Regions from separate parts of the Homo sapiens genome. Here region 1 is linked to region 2. The links are chromatin loops, found by intact Hi-C in ENCODE. Cell type or tissue: PC-9. All regions are shown on one strand. Links, peaks and the distances in the headings refer to the core of each region. The heading gives the core; the rest is flanking DNA. Region 1 has its middle 300 kb from the start of KLHL4. Region 2 overlaps LOC124905233 (a long non-coding RNA gene).

What was found. Peaks named below come from ENCODE experiments on the same cell type or tissue, not always from the same donor. Only the 100,000 strongest peaks of a DNase experiment are listed, where the experiment ranks them.
Region 1: it touches region 2 in a loop (2.1-fold over the local background); 1 of 110 quality-filtered maps calls a loop at or near these places.

The regions. Positions count from the first base shown.
Region 1 is chrX:87,811,253-87,815,653 of GRCh38, forward strand. No RefSeq gene overlaps it. Among named protein-coding and RNA genes, the nearest start is that of KLHL4, 300 kb to the left of the region's middle. In PC-9, for the core only: no CTCF peak of the experiment used is centred there; a DNase peak (open chromatin) is centred at 2,349.
Region 2 is chrX:87,722,566-87,726,966 of GRCh38, forward strand. It overlaps LOC124905233 (a long non-coding RNA gene), which reads right to left. Exons shown (of 2, transcript XR_007068363.1): 2 at 1,363-1,647. Among named protein-coding and RNA genes, the nearest start is that of KLHL4, 210 kb to the left of the region's middle. In PC-9, for the core only: no CTCF peak of the experiment used is centred there; no DNase peak of the experiment used is centred there.

The DNA of each region.
Region 1 (4,401 bases), core at 123-4,122, 89 kb after region 2:
GCCCATTCTGTAACATGCATTTGGTGAATCTATAGAGACGAGACTCATCTACGTGTTCAGTTCTTAACTGAAGGCAATCTGACATTTTTTAAATACATTGATTATAAAGTGGTAAGCCATAATGATGTTTGAAATGTGAGCTATAAGTAAAACTAATGCTATGAAGGGGTTTGCTGATCTTTAATTTAAATCCAGTCAGAAGTGCAAATGATCACCCAGAAGTTTTACTGAAAGGGATGCTAATACTGATTCTATAGATTCTATCGAACCATAGAAAGTTAATTCTACTCATGTGGACCATCATTCTTGGCAATTACAAAACAGTTTTAAATAATCTCCAGTACAGGCTGCTTTACTGAAGACCAACCCTGACTTCAGCAATTATCTAGCCTAAAATTGGATAGTGGGTCAGCAAAGCATTACGGCTAAAGGGAGCTTGAGATGAACCTAGGTTGGAATCCAAGCATTATTGTTTACTAGCTGTGTAGCCTTCTGTGAGTTATTTAATCTTCATGATTTTCTGTTTTTTTTTTCTTTGTAAAGTGAGGATGATTATAGAACTTGTGGTTATGAAGGGAAGTAAGATAATGCAAGTAAAGTGTTTGGCATGGTGCTGGGCACATAGTAAACACTCAATAAATTGTATCTATTATAGAGAAATCCCCCTAAATATCTTCAGATGAGCTTTTATTATTTTGTTATTGTATAGTTTGGTCACACTAAGGCCTTATAAACTTTTTGAAGTACCTCTTATTAAAATGATATTATGAAGCACCAATAGCATGTAAATAAGGTTGGCTGTTGAAGATAATACACATTATATACTGTGCACTCAAAAAGCCTAGGAATTATTTACATTGAACAAATATGTAATTTGAACTTGCTGGAACAATTCTAGCTTTAATGAGTACTTGAGCAGCTTCTAAAAAAGCATAATTTCCACTTTTTATTAAAAATTAAAATGTTTCATTCATCTTTTAATTGAAAGGGAGGTTGAAACAGACATGGTAACAGAGTAAAACTGGTAATTAAATAATAACCACTTTAATATTCAATGCAGTAAAACTTTGAAGGTGGGAGAAAGAAGCACAAAGGAAAAAATCTCATAGAAAAAAACATGAGTGTCCAAGGCCAGGCTCTGCCATTTCACTTAAAATAGCTTGCCAAAAGTTGTAAGAGAAGAGAGAGTTACTTGCAACATATTGGCAATGGTAGCCAGTTGTTCCTGGTACATGAAAGAAGTGATTATCACAGATGTAAATAAAATGAGGAAGGTTATATGAATATATATATTTTTCTCACATCAAAGAACAGTATGGCCCCATTACAGAGAAAAGGTATATTGATTTTATGTTAGAATTATCTGCAACTGAATTTTTTCAGCTTATATTTAAATGTGTAGTTTTGTATTTGGAAAATTCAACTAAGGAAGAACAAAATGGAATCACACACAAACGAAGTTATTCCTACTCCATTATCATGGAATCTAGAGTTTAAACATTCTGGATTCAACTGCACATACAGCTATTAAATAACAAACTCATTATTGAATGATATGTTAATCTCAGGAGAGAGTAAGACATTCAGTTTACTGCTGTCTTTTGTAGAGGATATTCATGTGGAGAATACCCAAAGTATTTTGATATGGGTCATTCTGCTTAATTTTGGGAAGTATTTTTAACCTACCATCTCTGCCCCACAGTAGTCTGTTTACAGGACATGAAATCTACATGGGCCTTGTCACAATCGAATGTACTTGTCATTTTTCATCATCCCTCCTTCCTTTCTGGAACCACAATTCTTATTCCATGTTTTTCCCCTTCCTATTTTTCATGGAAGCATAGAATCTTAAAACTGTAAAGTCATTAAAGTTCATTGGATAAAACCCCACCATTTTACAAATAGGAAAAATAAAGAAAGGTAAAGCTACTTAACTCAAGATCACAAGGTGAGTTGAAGGCAGAGCCAGGCTTGAACCCACATATCCCAACATAAGTGTTCTTTTGTCATACTGTTAACCATGTATAGTTTGAGTCTTCCAGTATCACTTGATGATAATATGAAGGCTTTAAGTGCTTTTGTTAGTTTTTTATTCATTCATCTGGGCACTCAACAAATATATTAATTTCCTACTATATGCTAATGAGGGGAAGAGAGGTTACATAATGAGTCAAAGCCTATATTAAGCATGGTTCCCTTCTGCCAGGTTGTATACAATCTAGTGAGGAAAGTGAACATTAAGCAAGTTATACATACACTTAATATCAAATTAACCCTGCAGAAGATCCTAAGAAGATCACTGTGCTATAAACTGTGTGAGAGAATAGAATTTAACCTATGGGGTATGTGTATAAGGAGTAAGGTATGGGTTCCCTGGGGATGAACTGAGATTTAGCCGAGAGCAAATAGCTAAGTATGAGTAAAATAGGTGAAAAGCAGTGGGAGGTGAATAACATTCCAAGCCGCAAGCAGCATGTGTGATGGACCAGCAGCAGAAAGGAGAAGAGGTGACTGAGAGACAGCTGCTGTGTCCACAGAAGCTGGGGGGGAGAGAGAGAAGTATTGTACACTCCTAACTGCAGGATTAGAAAGAACTAATCATTTAGGGCGAGTGGGCAGATGCTAGCTTCTTGAAAACATGAGATAAATGCCAGTCTTCACTGATCCGTGATAGACAATTCTTTTTAAAATAAGTACCAATCATTTAAAAGGTATGACAAAAATGTGAGGAGTGATGAAATGAAGAAATATCAGTAATGAAAAAAGAATTAAAGAAGCATAAAACAAATTGAAAAGCTTACGAGTTCCATCCATTTAAAAATACAGTTAGGGCCGGGGGTGGTGGCTCACTGCCTGTAATCCTAGCACTTTGGGAAGCCAAGTCAGGCAGATTGCCTGAGCTCAGGCGTTCGAGACCAGCCTGGGCAACATGGTGAAACCCCATCTCTACTAAAATACAAAAGAAATTAGCCGGATGTGGCAGCATGCGCCTGTAGTCCCAGCTACTCGGGAGATTGAGACGGGAGAATTGGTTGAACCCAGGAGGCGGAGGTTGCAGTGAGTGGATCAATACAGTCAATTCAGAAATATTTGAGTACTTTAATAACTAGTAATTATTACCAAATAGCTCTAATAAGCACTGTTCTGTACAAGGCGGAAAGCAAAATGACTACCTAAGTAGCATTCTTGATAGAATGGGGTAGGAAAGATAATGTGCAATTTGGGGGAGGGAGTATCATAGCATAAAAGCTGTCTTCTGCTTACAGAAGCTGTGTACGTAGTTCTCTGTTTTTATGAGCATGATGATACCTTATTACGTGCTAGTTTAATCTAAGCCAGTGATAAACTTAGACCAGCTGTAATAGAGAAGACATTGAGAAAACTTCAAAAGAAAGTATGAGCTCAATAAAGAAAAAAGTCCAGAGAATAGAATGCCTGGCTGGAACTGCCCCAACATTTTAACGGGTGATTATTTTTAAGTTAAGAAATTTAAAATTTTATTCTGTCCTTATATTCCTACATTTTTATGTAATCATGTTTTTAACATAACTTTCATATCTTATTACTGCAAAGTTTTTCATATTAGAAGAAAATGTAGAGAAGCAAAAAAGAAAAAATAACCCAGAGAAAACTACTGTTAATATTTAATGTATTTCCTTCTGGTTAAATTTTTTATCTATTTATATGCCCATATTTTAGTAAAAATGGTACAATAATATCAATAATATACTTTCTATTTTTAACCCCTGTTCATTTAATATATTATAAATATACTATTTTTTATATTATAAATATACTTTCTATTTTTTAACCCCTGTTCATTTAATATATTATAAATATCTTTCTGTGTCATTACTTTTCTACTCATTCATCTTAACAATTGTACATTATCCATTGTATGTGCATGGCTTCACCCCTAACCACCTTTTCTTCTTTTTTCTTTTCTTTTTTTTTTTTTTTTTTTTTTTTTTAATTGAGATAGGATCTCGTTCTATCACCCAGGCTAGAATGTAGTAATGGGATCATAGCTCACTGCAGCCTCGAGTTCCTGGGCTCAAGCGATTACCTCTTCTTCAGCCTCCCTATAGGCATGTGCTACCATGATCAGCGAATTGCTAAATTTTTGTTGCTGTTGTTAGGGATGATGTCTCACTATGTTGCCCAAGTTGGACTTGAACTGCTGACCTCAAGCAGTCCTCCCACCTCAGCATCCCAAAGTGGTGAGGTTATAGGCATAAGCAACCCTACTTGGCCTCAAATTCTTTTCTTAACAAGAAAAATAATTTAAACGGCATTGGAATTGCATATATAAATGCTTGCAAAATAAGTTTTTTTCATGACATTTGTATATTTTGTCTCCTTCTCATGCCTTTCTCTACAGATGTACATACTCACACATAC
Region 2 (4,401 bases), core at 100-4,099:
AAACTGGTCCCCTCCCACAGCAAGATAACCCTGTTTTGTCCAGGTCCACCAGTCAACAAAGGCCAAGAGTATGGTAAATTTGGGGGCATGGGCAACAACGGCTATGCTCCACTACAGCTGTTTCCACGCCAAATGATATGGGCTCTGCACAGGCTGAAGTCTCATCCCTGCCAACTCTCCAAGCAGCTCTCTGCCACCTCAATTGTCTGTGGGGGTCATGGGGTCTTCTGTAGCTAGGACTCTGGTGGTCCTTGGTGAGAATGGGTCACTTCATGCCTATTCATCTCACTCCTTCCTGCAGAACAGCCTGGGGGCAGGAACTAGTCCTGGTGCCTGGAAATCCCACCCAAGGTTTCTGGCTTCCTCCCCCTTCATCCCAGCATTTGTGTCTTCCCTCTGTCCACTCTCAGTGCCTTTCTTCCAAAGATTTGCTCTAGTGTGCTGGTCTTCTTGGAGGCTTGGTCCCTGAGTGGAAAGAAGCTATTCTTAGCTACATCCAGTCAGCCATCTTGGCTGTTCTTGAGACCAGATTTCTGTAGTTTTGTAACATCACATCCTTATATAAATTTCCCTAAACAGGGTCCAGAAATTTCTATTCCTCCAGAGAGAATTTTATGACCACATCCCTGAATGACGACAGTCGTATTTCCCAGCTTCTGGCATATCCCTGCATTTTTCCTACAGATCTCCCAGTACTTGCAGGTCACAGGGCCACAGAGACTGTGGTAGAGTAACCTAGGGCCTTCTGAAGAGTAGGAGATGTAACAGTAAAGATGGGAGCAAAGCTCCTTTTGCAGCACAGGGAGACAAAGGCCAAACCCCATTTTAATGTTAGCATTTTCTAACCAAAGGGAAACTTATTATCTTGGAAGAAAGTTTCCATATTTACATTTGCCTTAATTTAAAAAAATACTTCACTCATGCAGACAATATAAAATAAATAATAAACATGTACAACATGTAAATTTTGATGACTGACAAACTAAATTGTGAAAGAAGGCTAAGAACGTGGAAGGTAGCCTCTGGAAAAAAACCTGAAGTAGATTAAAAAATTCATGAACTTTGTTTTCATTTAATAAATATTATCTAAATAACCTATTTTTGACTATACATACTGACTCAGAGGCTTTGATAAGTTTCTAAGAAGAAAAACGAGATTTTAAAGAAAGTGTATAAAAGTGTGCGTGCGTGTCTGTGTGTATATATACATTCTCCCTGTATTATCTGTGGCAGAAACGGTTGTCTGCTCAAAAACCACTCCCTCATTTTTCTTCCTCAAAGGTATTGCTGCAGGACTTTTTGTAGTTCAGCTAAAAATAGGGTTCTTTGACCCAGGGCCACAAAAATTCAGGCTTGCAGACATTTTGAATGGTGAGTAAGACAGGGTTTTATTGTGTGAAAAGGAAGAAAAGGGGGAAACAGGGACTCTTACAAGGACAGAGTTCATTCCCTCCTCTAAAGAGGCACATCTAACTGCCATTAGATGAAGGATAAGACGAGGACTGATCTTAACTGATTCCTGCTGATAGGTGGTGCTGTTTGGGGGAAATGGCAGTCAGGGCTCCATCAGAGGCCTATTTAAGGGTTCCCGGCAGAAGGGGCCATCATCAGAGGTTCCAGTTGCATCACCATTTGGAGTTTGACGGCCTGAAGGCAAGAACAGACAAATCGAGTTACTAGGAAAACATGTATCAAAACTTAACAAGGGGAGGGGTAAGGACAGCTTAAAAGTTCCAAGGCCTTTTACCAGTTTGCACAGGGAGAGGGAGGCCAAAAGCCTGACTGGTATTAAAAAAACTTTACCCTACTGCCGGCATGTTGGGCTTCTAGGTTCCCTTCCCCTGAGTCCAATCCTAAGCCAATCAGTTTAGGGTTTAAAAAATGAACTCTTTCCAGTTCTGAGGATGCATCTGAGGGGAGTGTCCCATAGCATGAAGACACAATTACCTATCTGTGAAGAGAGAACCAAGGAAGAGAAAGAAAAAAAGAAGGTGCCTTTTAAAGGAGTCCCAGGGGTTCAGGATGCATTGGAAAGGGGTACGGACTGAAGATGAATGGTTACCCATCTAGAAGAGGCGAGCAGGCATCCCTGGTTCCCTTCTCCTCCTGGTAGATACCCAGGGGTAAGTGAAGGAGAGAGGGAAAAGTGTCCTCTTTCTCTTTTCCATCCTTGCACCCCTGAGTTCCAGTGACCTTGGCAGGTGCCACCATGGATGTCAAAGCAACTTGCACCCATGAAGCAGGGGGGGGCTTAGGGGTTGAAATCATCCACTCTTACCCATGTACCGCCATCTCCCCTGATGTCAGTAGCCTTGGAGTTCCCTAGACCTCATTTATGCCAGGGATACTAACGTGGCCATTATCCATGAAACGAGAAGCCTGGGCTTGGCATAATCGGCAGGAATCAGCCACACTCACCCGTGCTCTGCCTTTTAACTTCTGTTATCATTTGCCTCTAGATCACTCAGATCCAGTTTTCCTTCCTAGGGCTTTGACCTGAAGTTTGGGATTAAGCTTGGGACAAAAATGTGTCTGGGGGGTTGCATGGGCTGAATGCTCAGGTGAAAGTGTGGAATTGAGTTCTCTTCCAACAAGGGAGAGAAAAGGATGTCTTGTGACACACTCAGATAGCTGGTGGCTATAGTTATGCTTGCTAGGATTTGGGTGCATGGTGCTTGACTTTGGTTAGCTCCCTTGGTCTTACTTTCCCAAAAAGGAAACCTCCAAGTGATGGGCATCCTATTTGTTACCATCACCTGGCAGGATTTGCAGGATAATTGCTCAGAACTAGAATATTGATCCAGATTTCTACATTACCCATCCCTTTTGTTCTTTCTGAGCTGCAGCTGGAAATTGTTTGTTGATTCACAGGAAGAAGCAGGGTTAGTCTAAAAATACAGGCAAAAACTTTAAAACCGCTAATGAATTTAGAATTTAAAGGCAAATGTATGATTAGTTTTGGAACATATTTTCTCTCTTTCCAGTCCTCAATTTTGCTAAAAAAAAAAACATAGGACTGAATGATTTGCAAAATAGACTTTAGTCTTATACTTGGCCTGATTATTTGCATTAAGGGCAGCAAGAATAATTATTTCCACATAAGCCTTTTGGATTGGCTTTGATGGAAGTTTCTTCCACAAGGAATCTCAGATAAGACCTTTTAAAGCTGAGGCCAACCATGGGTTTGTATCCTCAAATACCTGTGAGTTGGTTTATCCTTTCCTCTTAAGGTCCCGTAATAAACTTGGAGCTCCTGGACCCATTAGAAATTGACATTCTTTACTGACAATAGGTCAGGAACACTGTATAGGGACTGTGTAGACAAGGGTATCAGGCCAGTTTCCCCACTGGGCTTTTATTGGCTCTGCAAGTTGAGACTGACTCCTTAAAGGGAAGCATAGCCTTCCCATCAAAGCATTGGTAAAATAACCACTCTCTCCAATTGAGTTCCATTTCAGAAGAAAAATGGATCCTTACAGCACTGATGCAAACAACTATATTGCTATAAGAATACTCACAGATAGTTTTCAAATTTTAGAGGAACCAGGCAGAGAGAAACAAAGTCACAATAGTGAATACCTTTCTTAATTATTAAAGGCTTTAATATTTCAAAGTAAGTTTACTTAAATCTGAAAAAAAACAAGGATCAGCTATATTGCAAGCAAAAGTCAAAAATATTTGCTTCAGCTTCTTGAGTTCAGTCCATTTAGTTAACTCTTGTTTTGCTTGATATTCATGAATATTTTAGTTCTTTTAGAATCTTGTACATTTTTCTTTATTCCAATGTTACAATCTCCAAAGTTATCAGAAGCCTGCATTTGAGAGCACTTGTTAAAGTTCTACAGCTAATTATAAGCCATCTTTGAAAAGGATTCAAACAAGACAACAATTCTCTGTGAATATGAAAATGTCCAGAGTAGTTACAGTTAGAAACACGATTCAAAGTTTGGTTATCTCCATGGTTCACAAAAACTTAACATAACAACCTTAATTATGATTGATAGCATATACTCAGACACTGGAATTTTACAAATCCCATATAATTTTGGAACATATATTAGCATTATTCACGAACATACAACCTAAAGATTAAGATTGAGTATCATTTTGGCAATCCCATGTACCTAAACACGTCAAATAATCCTGTTTACCTCTTTTTTCTGGACACTTCAGGGGCCCTCTGCAGTATTCAAAAAGCCAAGCGCCAGGGAAGATAATTTTGAAACTGAAGTTTGATTTGGGGAAGGCTGTTAAATGTTCAAGGTTTAAAACACTTAATATTATGAAATGGAATCCAGATTACAATAAGTTATTTATTTTGCCAAAATGATGACCCAGAAGTTTTAAAAAAGAAAAAAGCTTTTATAACCCTTTACAAATTTTGCCAAAGAGCAGATTAGC